Linked DNA regions of Homo sapiens: region 2 is linked to region 1. The links are chromatin contacts, found by Hi-C or POLR2A ChIA-PET in ENCODE. All regions are on one chromosome and are shown on one strand. Each heading gives the region's core, a stretch centred on a gene start or an enhancer-like site at or near the end of the contact. The rest is flanking DNA. Distances are from core to core; before and after follow the strand shown.

What was found. A loop is a pair of places that touch in the nucleus more often than their neighbours do. ChIA-PET counts read pairs that join two places held with the same protein, here RNA polymerase II (POLR2A). Pooled maps may share reads with other maps.
Region 2: a map of PC-9 shows a loop between it and region 1 (5-fold over the local background). The contact joins two enhancer-like sites. A Hi-C loop is called at or near these places in 6 of 168 maps with a recorded cell type or tissue (CD8-positive, alpha-beta T cell, K562, MCF 10A and 3 more) and 5 of 50 pooled maps. POLR2A ChIA-PET finds 5 or more read pairs at or near these places in 5 of 52 experiments (AG04450, Caco-2, MCF 10A and 2 more).

The regions. Positions count from the first base shown.
Region 1 is chr5:39,096,668-39,101,665 of GRCh38, reverse strand. No RefSeq gene overlaps it. Among named protein-coding and RNA genes, the nearest start is that of RICTOR, 25 kb to the right of the region's middle. Within about 2 kb of position 1,250, at least 4 of the 41 ENCODE cell types and tissues checked have a DNase peak (open chromatin) inside an H3K27ac peak, as active enhancers do; they include PC-3 and PC-9, where a contact is called at or near this core.
Region 2 is chr5:39,137,789-39,144,431 of GRCh38, reverse strand. It overlaps FYB1 (FYN binding protein 1), which reads left to right. Exons shown (of 19, transcript NM_001465.6): 4 at 3,291-3,337; 5 at 5,180-5,199; 6 at 5,741-5,775. Among named protein-coding and RNA genes, the nearest start is that of RICTOR, 67 kb to the right of the region's middle. Within about 2 kb of position 5,376, at least 4 of the 41 ENCODE cell types and tissues checked have a DNase peak (open chromatin) inside an H3K27ac peak, as active enhancers do; they include PC-3 and PC-9, where a contact is called at or near this core.

The DNA.
Region 1 (4,998 bases), core at 1-2,500:
ATTAAACACATACTAATATTTCTCTGATGTATTGTTTTCCCTCAGTCTTCTTGAATAATTTGGTCCTTTATCATTCCTTGCTCACTTTTGATACAGATATTGGTAGAAAATTAGTTTTGTCCTGTGAGAAACATCATATTGGCATGATGATAAATGGTAATTTGGTATGGAGACAGTAGAGAAGGTAGGGAGGGGCCTGTGGCAAACTGTAGAATATAAGCTCTGTCCATGGGAATGAGTTGCTAATTATGCTGGGTATCTTCTGTTTGGTCCTCTGGATTCCCCCTCTCCAACCTTCTCCATCCTGTTCTGTGCCTTTTGAGACCAACCTTTATGGACTGGACTCAAGAGGTTCCCTTGACTTCAGCTGCCAGTTTCACTGGGCCCGTGGGGGAGCAATAGCACTCAATGAGAGGGACGGGGAGTGAAGTTTGGATGTTTATTTGTTCGGCATCCTCTCAGGGAAATCCTTACAAGGTGGCGGTGTCCTTCACTCAAAGGCCACAGCTCTGTCGGACAGGCTTTTCCACATTGTGCTGGCTCTCTAGGTTCCAGTGCTTCTCCCTGGACTTGCCCCTTCAGGATTGCAACCACTTCCTGTGTTTACCAGCCCTAGGGTACTGTGTTTTACTTTGTGGCTTCCTGACATACTGTTCACACATTTGTAAACAATCACTGAATGAAACCTTCCTCAAATTTCCCAATTTGAGTTTGCTATTTGGTTCCCACGTAGGTCCTGCTGATGTACGTATGACTCAGCTCTGATGAGTTGTGAGCCCAGTGTTGATTCTCCTCCTTTTCAAGAGAAGCTGAAATCGAAGTTTATATATAAAAATTCCACTTGTTTTTATCGTAAATTCAATTTTTTAAATGCACTATTCAGAGCAAAAAAATATCTCCGTAGGCCAGATTTGGCCCACGCAGTTAGTCTGCAACCTCTGCCATTTATGATAAGAAATAAATCAGATGAAGGAGAGGCCACTCTAGCTATCCAACCCTGCCAATATTGTGGAAACTTTATGTACAGGTGAGTGATGGACAAGATGTATTTAGTGTCTATAATAGCCAGATTCCATCGCTTTTAGTAGCACCAAAGGCCATTGAGTGATCTAATAAGAATATGATCATAAAAAGTAATGTGGCTGCACAACATTCTTCAGCATCTGAAATGTTGCAAATACCCTCACCTGAAACTAAACAGAAGTCTACAGTCAAACTGTGGTTTGGGATGTGCTCAACTGAGAATAATATTCTCATAATAATGTAGGCTGTCTGAGGCCAGGTTGTTATCAACAAAGGAGAGTGAAGAAATATCTGCAATGACCACCAATGTAAGCCCTCTCATCTCGGTTCTTGGAAATAGATCTTTGAAATATTGTCATATTTTTCAAAAACTTTATATTAAGTTCATTATTTAGTAATGTAAACCACATCTTCCCTTTCAACTTGATGATCTCAACACATATGTAATCATACATGAAAGCTTAGCTCTCCATCATGTCTCTAGCAGCAGTACTAAAGGGAATCTTTTTTAAGTTAGGATTGAAATTTAGGTTACTATACTTAAGCAAATTCAATATGTTTGTCAGAGCTTCACCCTAAATGGTGGAAGCTGTGTTAAGTAAAGCACTGAAATCCTCCCACATGCCTCAGGGGACCTGAGTTTTCTTTTGGCTTCTCATCTTTAATATGTATGGATCTAAAAGAGGTGCACTAAGCTATAGTGGCTACTTAACTTCCAAGATCTAAATGAATGTGCAGAACTACAAAAACCAAAACCATAAGGTATTAAAGAACACATATAGGTGTTTGTGCATTCATCTAGAGGAGAAACAACAACCAAAGATCTCCACTATTCATAATGTATCTATCTACAGAAGTAGACTTACTAGGAAGATATCTTAGGTTGGTGTTTTCATCCATTTGGACTGCTATAACAAAGTACCACAGACTGGGTGGCTTATAAACAATAGAAATGTGTTTAGTACAGTTCTGGAGAGGGTGGGAAGCCCAAGATTAGGGTGCCAGCATGGTCAGATTCTGGGGAGGGCCCTCTTCCGGAATGCAGACTGCCTAGTTCTTGTCTTCACTCTACAGCAGAGAGTGAGCTAGCTCTCTGGCCTCTTCTTATAAAGACACTGATCCCACCCATGAGGGTTTCACTATCAAAGACTCAACCTCCCAATACAATCCCTAAGTCCCCAAAGGTCCAACCTCTCAAAGACCCAACCTCCAAATACCATCACATTAAGGATTGTGTTTCAACATATGAAACTTGGAGGTGTGGTGAGCACAAGCAATCAGTCCACAACAGTCCGGTTCCTTAGAAGCAGAGCTCCAGACAGGAATTCTTGTGCAAGGGATTTGTTAAGGATGTGCTCTCAGGAGAAACCTGTAAGGAGTGAGGAAGCAGGAGAGCACAGGAGAAGTTAGACAAAGACGTAGAGGCAGCTAAAGCCCAGTCTCACCTGATTCCACAGCAAGAAAGGCATCACTGAATTATGTCACCTTGAGGCAAGGGAGCTGGGCTTTTATACCCTCCCACTCAGTCATTTTAAAAAATGAGGCGGCCGGACGTGGTGGCTCATGCCTGTAATCCCAGCACTTTGGGAGGCTGAGGCAGGTGAATCACGAGGTCAGGAGTTCGAGACCAGTCTGGCCAACATAGTGAAACCCCGTCTCTACTAAAAATACAAAAAAAAATTAGTCGGGCGTGGTGGCGGGCACCTGTAATCCCAGCTACTCGGGAGGCTGAGGCAGGAGAATCACTTGAGCCCCAGAGGCAGAGGTTGCAGTGAGTCGAGATTGTGCCATTGCACTCCAGCCAGGGCAACAGTGTGAGACTCCATCTCAAAAAAAAAAAAAGAAAAAAATGAGGTTTAGAGATGATATATGATTTTCCCAAATTACAAAGCCAATAAGGCTTACACCCTGTGCACAAGGTCTTAATTGTGATATCCTGCTGTCATTTTATATATGATACACACTTCTCCCTTATCTCACTAAATAATAATAATAAGCAACAAACAAAAGCTTGAAAATTATCAGTGAGACACAAGGAAGGCAGAAATTAGGAAAATTGTTAGTTCTTTTTTGTTATGATACAGATGGCAATCAGAATAAAAATAATATTAAATGAGGTCGAATGCCTAGTTTTAAGAAAGGAAGTTATATACATTTAATTAACGTTACATGCATTTAATTAACATTTAATTAACGTTAGATTAATATATATTTAATTATACATTTAATTAACGTTAGATAAATTTGGTATCTAATATATACATTTAATATATATACATTTAATTAATGTTAGATAAATTTGGTATTATGAGCTATACAGTTTAAAATAACTGAAGAAAAATGATGACAACATGGTATGATTGACTGTTCAGCAAACATATCTGAGTTTACATATCCAGAATAGTATTGTTCCCTCCAAAGCAGTCAATATGAGGGGATGTATACCTATTTCAATATTTTCCATAAAATTAGGATTCATTAGCATATCAAAAGAATACCTGGCCAGGTGCTACAGCTCATGCCTGTAATCCCAGCACCTTGGGAGGCCAAGGCAGGAGGATTGCTTGAAGCCAGGAACTCTAGACCAGCCTGGGCAACATAGCAAGACCATGTCTCTACTAAAAATAAAAAATATAAAGTTAACTGGGCATGGTGGGGCATGCCCGTAGTCCCAACTACTCAGGAAGGCTGAGGCAAGCGGATCCCTAAAGCCCAGGAGTGAGCTATGATCACGCCCACTGCATTCTAGCCTGAGCGACAGAGACCCCGTCTCTAAACAAACAAAACAAAACAAAAAACAAAAGGGATAGTGCACACCTGTGCTTATTACAGCACTATTCACCATAGCAAATATATGGAATCAATCTAAGTGTCTATCAGTGGATGAATGGATAAAGAAAATGTGGTATATATACATAATGAAACTCTAGTCGGCCATAAAAGAGAAATAAAATCCTTCCATTCGTGGTAACATGGATGCAACTGGAGGTTATTATATTAAATGAAACAAGCCAGGCACAGAAAGACAAATACTGCGTGTTCTCACTCATGTGGGAGCTGGGAAAGTTGATCTTATGGAGGTAGAGAGTACAATGATAGATACTAGAGGCCGGGAAGGGTGTGTTGGGACGGGTGAAGGGTAGGAAGAGAGGGTGGTGAATGGGTACAGACATACAATTAGCTGGAAGGAATGCCTAATGTTCAATAGCACAGTAGGGTGACTATAGTTAATAATAATTCATCGTATATTTCAAAATAGCCAAAAGAGAAGATTTGAAATGTTCCCAATACAAAGAAATAAACATTCAAGGTGATGGATAGCCTACACACCCTGACCTGATCATTACACATTCTATGCATGTATCAAGATATCACATGTACCCCATGAATATGTATAAATATTACATATCAATAAAAATTATTAGGATTTCTTATTATGCCAAAAAAGGGGGTGCAGAGAGATTGTATCTTCAAATTTGCCTTTAGTACTTAGGGAAAATTGATTTTTAATATCTTCATTACTGAAATATAATAAATGCTTACCCTTTGAAAGTGGATTTTAGTTTTGCAAACGGGCAAAAACCATTCAGAGTCACATATGATGTATAAAGTGGGTGAACAAGAAAGGCAATACTCTTGTGAAATTAAGCTGTGACCTTATATTAATGATGGTTTCTTGTTTATCATAAACTGCCCCTAACCTTTCTTAGTATTGGAAGATAAATTTGATTGAATGTTTATTTTTTTATTTATAATAATAGTACAACAGTTTTCTGTCTCCATCAGTCACTTTTTAAAAAATAATTATCTTGTTAAATAAAACATTACGAATACATTTAAAGCTACCTGTGTACCTCATCCAATTACACTTTGTTTCCTCTTTCCCTCCTTCCTAGGGAAAACCAGCATCCAATTGTACTGTTTATCATTTCCATGCATTTATTTATGTTTTCATTACATATGGAAATTTATCAG
Region 2 (6,643 bases), core at 4,127-6,626, 39 kb before region 1:
GGATACTATAGTTCCCCATCATCTAGATTTTGCTGATTGCTCTCTATAATATAGCTATATGTCCCTGTCTCCTCTGTATTTCCTATACATTGAGAGTGAGAGGTAGAGGTGGCTGGATCAAATGTAGTTCTTTTATTTTTTGGTGTATTCTTTTATCGGGAACTAATAATGTTCACTTGACTCTCCTTTTTTGATGTGAGCAGCCATTGACACTCAATACCCAGACTCCTTAATGTTTCAGCTAAAATTTAGAAAGTCTACACCACAAATTTTAAATTGATGTGACAAGTCTAACTGAATATTTTCTAATGTAACAAATCTCTTAAATATTACAGATACTTAAAAAATTGACTGTACATACATTATCCCAATGGTTATAAAACTTACTCCACAAATTGTTTTTACTATGAGTTTGGCTTATTCCATCATGTCTGTATTTAATTCTGAATGTTCCAAGGATGAAAAAGACTCACTAAAGAAAACAAGTGTCTTGTCATGACAAATTTAATGAGTTAATTAACAGGGCCTTTACACTTACCCAAATAGAAAGCTAAGCATATATAAGTTAAATTTTTAATTTTCTATTTTTTTAAAGTGAGTTTATTAGATTAACAGTTAGTCCCTACCTATATTTACCATCTCAAGTAGAGACTGAGACAGATATCCATGACAGTTCTTCCTGAGTTACAAATGTATCCACTGAGCCCATTTTATGGTTTTAGTGATAAAAAGTCACTTCCAGCCCACATTCTTCAAATGTGGTGAAACACACATTTTACAACCAGCATCTCTTGTTCAAGTAATATTCTTTCCTAACTCTTTAAGGAGTTTGACTATGGGACATGAGAGTGATATAATCATATTTTTGTGTTAGAAAGATGGCAAAAGTTGGAGAAGGGACTATCAGGATAGGGAAGAGAAGGAGTAATTCTGATTACCAGGACACTGACCAGATGACTACTGCAACAGTCCACTCCAGAGATAATATAATCCTATTTTTGTGTCTAGCGGGAGAGACGAGAAATGGAAGAGGGAAGTAAATTAGTATGGGGAACTGGTGTAATTTGATGATTGATTTGACATGGAACTGAAGATGAGTGACAAACAAAGGATGAGTTGCTGCTTGATAGATATGTGAATTGTGGTGCCATCCACCAAGAAAAGAAACCTAGTAGGGAGAGCAGGTTTAGGCTGGGCTAAAAGGAGGGAACCTCAGTTTCTGAGATGATAATACAGAACTGGCTGTAGGACACCCAAGATGTATATATTTGAATCGGAATCTCAGAAGAGAAGGCTGGGCTAGAGATTTCAACATGGAATTTGCCAACATTAAGATCATATATAAAGCTATGGAGGTACATAAAACCATTTAGGAAAAACTGCAAAGTGAAAAAAGAAGAAGAGAACCAAGACCAGAACACAACAGAACATCATCATTTAAGAGAAGGCAAAAGAAAATAAACCACAAAGAAAATTGTGAGGTAGTAGCCAGAGAGACAAGAAGCGAGCCAGGAGCTATTTCTCATGGAAACAAACAAAGGAGACTCAAAGAGGGCAAAATGGCCAATACTGTCCAGGGCCACAAAGCAATCAAGTGAGATGCAGTTTGAGAGGGTCCAGTGGATTTGGTAGCTAGTATTTTTAAGAATACTCTCAGGGAAGAAGTGGCAATAGGGGAAAGATTGCAGTCGGGAAAGAAATGCGTGAGAGAAGAGGAAGTAGAGTCAGTGAATAAAGACAATTTTTTCTTAGCTTGGCTGGATAAAGGAAGAATATCTTGTGGTAATGTGAAGAATTCACAGAGGTAAAGTGAAGTGTTTGTTTCTTATGAATGGCAGTAACTTGGGCTGAGGGAGAAAACAAAGAATGAGAGATTTAAGGGCAAAGAGTGAAGTAAGGAGAATATAAGTAATAAAGCAACACATGGAAGAAAGGGGGTAATCAATGGATTCTCAGAAAATTACTGAGAATTCAGATCAAATTCAGAATACAGGTGCAGAGAGTAGAGAGAAGGTAAGGATGAGTATAACTGCAGATGAGTTTGTGGGTTAAGAAAATGTATTTTCTTAAGAGAGCTCACACCTAATGACTGCTGCTTCATCAGTGAAAGAAGAAACAAGGTCATCTGATTATAGGGGAGTGGAGAGGAATCACACATTGAAGAAAGTGGTAAACATTTTTAATAGGTATGGAGAAGGACAACGCAAGAGAAGGCTGACTACACAAAAAAGAGTGATGGGATTGTAGAAAAGCAGGGGGGATACAGCTGAGATTTAATACCAATTGTTTGTAATGTCCAGAGTCAGTAAAATTGACGGCCATTTTCTCCAGCTATGTTAATTAACTGAGAATAGGAATAGAAAATATAAATGGTCATATACATAATTAGGGATTTGTAAGGCCCAGGTATTGATAATGCTATTAAGGGCAGTTGGAGTGAAGCCATTGGAATGAAGCACCTTGGAGTTCAGGGTGATAAAAGTGAAGCCAAGACAAAAGCATCTGGAGAAAAGGAAGGAGTCAGGGATTGGAACTATGTAAGTTTTTTTTTTTTTTTTCTGAGACAGAATCTTACTCTATTGCACAGGCTGGAGTGCAGTGGTGCGATCTTAGCTCACTGCAACCTCCACATCCCAGGCTTAAGCAATTCTCCTACCTCAGCCTCCTGAGTAGCTGGGGTTACAGACGTGCACTACCATGCCAGGCTAATTTTTTGTATTAGGTCGGTGCAAAAGTAATTGTGACTTTTATCATTGGTTTTATGTCAAAAACCATAATTACTTTTGCACCAACCTAATGTTTTTAGGAGAGACGGTGTTTTGCCCTGTTGCCCAGGCTGGTCTGGAACTCCTGACTTCAAGTGATCCATCTGCCTCAGCTTCCCAAAGTGCTGGGATTACAGGTGTGAGCCATGGTGCCCAGCCCTAGAACTAATTCTCTTTTGTGTGTGTACCATAGAACCAATTAAATGCCCTCATAATCCCAGAATTGAAGTGTTGATTTACTACTAATATAATGGGAAACATATTACCCTCCAGAAGCAACGGATTAATTGTATGAGTCTACTATGAATAGATGGTGCTATACTCCAGTTTCCCAATTCTCCATTTTCTGCCACAGGAGCAGCAGAAGTATAAGGCTAAAGCCTATGCTAGTGATGTCTGAAGCTTTAAATCAGAGCAAAGGTTCAAGAAAAAAGAACAATTCATGAAATAATCCTTTTCCCTTTTTCATTGTAAGGTGAGCATCTACTTGTTCCATGTTCACTGTTTCTTCTTTCTCGTTTTCAGAAGCCCTGTCAATGAAGACAATCAAGATGGTGTCACGCACTCTGATGGTAAACGACAAAAACATATTTTATTTATTTATTTGTAAACTCAGGTACAGAAGTTTGAGCTATTCATTCTTATAGGCTCATTAATGGGTCATTATCATCACTGGTCTGTGCAAGGCCCCTCTCGTTTTATTTGTTTATTCCCTCTTATCCTCATGACTCACTTCCTTTCTCCTCCTTCCTTACTACAGACAAATATTCTAACATATTTAATGTGTATGTGTGTTTGCACAAATTCTTCACATATTGTGACATGTATGCATGTATTTAGTTCACAGAAAGAGTATGTTATAGGTTTCTCTCGTCTTTTTGTACAATCAGCATAATGTGGTTTTGGGGCCCATTCATATCACCATGTGTGTGTTTAGCCTGTTACTGTTAACGACTGCACTGTACTCCATGGTATGCATCCACATTTCACTTGCCTCAAACTCACTGGTACCACAAACAACAATGCAATACACCTTCTTGTATTCATCCCCATGCGGACCTCTCAGAGACTTATCCTTAAGATATATACCCTGAAGTGGAATGGTTGCTAAGAGCTGTGGAATACTTAGGTTGACCGAGTATGACAGGCATGCTCTCCAGAAGAGATGCATCTATCTACACTCTCATCAATCGGTCCTGTTATTCAGCTTTCCATTTTTTTCTTATGTGAATCAAATTATATCTCCTTTTAATTTCTATATCTCTGCTTACTCTTGAGTTTGAGCACTTTATTTGCTTATAAGCCTTTGTGGTTTCTTCTTCTGTAAGTTGCCAGTTTCTACCTTTTGACCATTTTTTGTATTGGGAGTGGTATATTTTTCTAGTTAACTTGTAGGGGTTCCTTTATATTTCAGACATTAATGTCATGTCAACTTCAAACATTGCAAATATCTTCTCCCATTCGGTCAGTTGTCTATTAACTTAGCCCATGCTGTCCTTCATTGAATGTAAATAAATTTTGATATAATCGAATGTATTAATTTTGCCTTGTAATTCATGCTATTTAAGAAGTCTTTTTTCCTAGAAAATAAAAATGTTCTCATTTTTTCCTGTAGACTTTATCACATAAATATATTTAGGTCTTTGATCTCTTTGCAGTCCCCTTTGAGGAGTTAGTAGAAATCCAGAATTGCCTCATGTATGGAGCCAGTTTTCTCCTTACTGTACTCTAAACAATCCATCCTTTTCTCATTAATTTATAGTGCTACCTTTATATTATATCAGCTCTATGTGTGTGTATGTGTATATTATGGGTGTGTTTATGTACATTTGTGTATGTCACTGAATTTTCTGCTCTATTCCATTGGTCTATTTGCCTGTTCTTATACCAACACCACACTGTTTTTATTATTAATATTATTATATTATTGCTCTTAATATTGGATTCTGTTTCAATATTCAGTAATTAGTTTTGATATTACACTGAACTCTTATTAAATTTTTTTAATCCAATTAACTTGATTTGTTTGATACATAAAAACAAATCCTTGGGAACTAATAAGTAAAAAGGTGTGAAACAGTGATTTTTTAATACCTTTTTCCATGCAAGCCCAGAAAACCAAATGGACATCCCTTTTCATAAAGGTAATAAACAGTGTATTAATTATTTTTCGCCCTTTGCATTATTTTATGAAAGCCAATGAAATGATTTTATAATTAAGTCACCAGCACAAATAAAAGCCATAGTAAAGATCTAAAGTACGTATTTGATTTTCTATTTCTGTATCTTTGATAAAGCATAAGTTCTGTTAGATTATGAACTATTTTGAATATTATTATATCATATCCAATAATCTTACATTAAAGTGCTTCCTTATTACAAATGTATTAAATTTTATTTTTTTAATCTTTTAGGTGCTGGAAATCTAGATGAGGTCAGATTTTTTTCTCTTCTCATATTATATTGACATAATCAGAATATTTCACAAGTATTATGATTCACTCCGTATTGGTACAAAACAAACAAATGAAAATCCTTATGAGCAATGATATTTTTCCATTTCTAATCTTATTTCATCTAAAATGCTTAAGATGTTACACACTAGTCATCACACTGACTCATTATAATGCTGTAGTGCTGAACAAACTTAAGTCTGACTACACGTCTGATTTATATAGCAAGATAGAAAAGGAAATTTTGTTTTTGCTTTCCCAGTCTATTTCTAAGGAGAAAAAAAATATTTTAAATAAGCCAAACTTACATACAATAGTTGTTTTACTGAGTATTTGAATTATTCTTTCAAAAATAATTCACAGTATGGCTCCTTTAAGTAGTTATTCCTCTGGACCATTTAATATGTGGTTCAAATTATAAAAATTTACATTGTTGCCTTCATTTTAAGTCTAAGCAATGTAATATGTGTGTCAACTTTTTAAATAATAAAAATTAATCATTATCAATGTTTTTCTTTACAGGAACAAGACAGTGAAGGAGAAACATATGAAGACATGTATGAATTACATTTTTTACCATGACAGTTTTCTTCAAAGATGAATATAATGTTTTGTATGAGGGAGAGTGGGTATATAACAACACTAGGAGGGAAGCTTGATTTGTTCAAATGACTGGCGTATAATAACTTTTATTTCAATTTAAAGGACCCAAAATTATTTAGTTCTCTAAGAATTCTACAAAGGACTCTGTTAAAAAGCTATTGTGTGAGAGGCCAGAGACATGCCTCTGAGATAAACCACAGTCAGGGAATCAGAGACAGAAATCTGATTTCTTACTCTTAGTGTATCCTTGGGCAGATGAGTTAATTTATGTTACGCCTTCTTCACCTGAACAGAGCTCCACCCACGGGGTGCTATGAAAAATAATTTATCATGACGCCCAGAGGTCAGAGTGTCAGCTGCTAAAGTGGAAAGATGTTAAACAAAGAAGTTTCTTGGAAACGAAATTTCTTGGAAAGTGGGTGAAAGTAGAAATGAATATATTATCTTACTTTATCATATGTTGATCTCAGATACCTTAATTTTCTCTACCCAGTGTTTATTCAACCAATTCTGACTCAAGTTTCAGAGCCAAGGTTTATATGTGTACCTGTGAATGCACAGGCACGTGTGCATATGAAAGAGAGAAAAAGAGATGGATTCTATTTATGCGAACATACAGCAAGAATGGGGCCTCTATAAACGGTGGCTTCCACTTGCTGGCACAAGTTGTCAGGGAAAGCAGAGCCTTTGGAAGGTATCCTCAGCAGTGTGCCTCCTACTGGTTTTAAAAATAATCTCACACATTCCGGATTTTGACAACCTTTCGCTTTTTACCTTCAACTGTACTTCAGATACCACCTTTTCTGTTGTGAGTAGAAACTT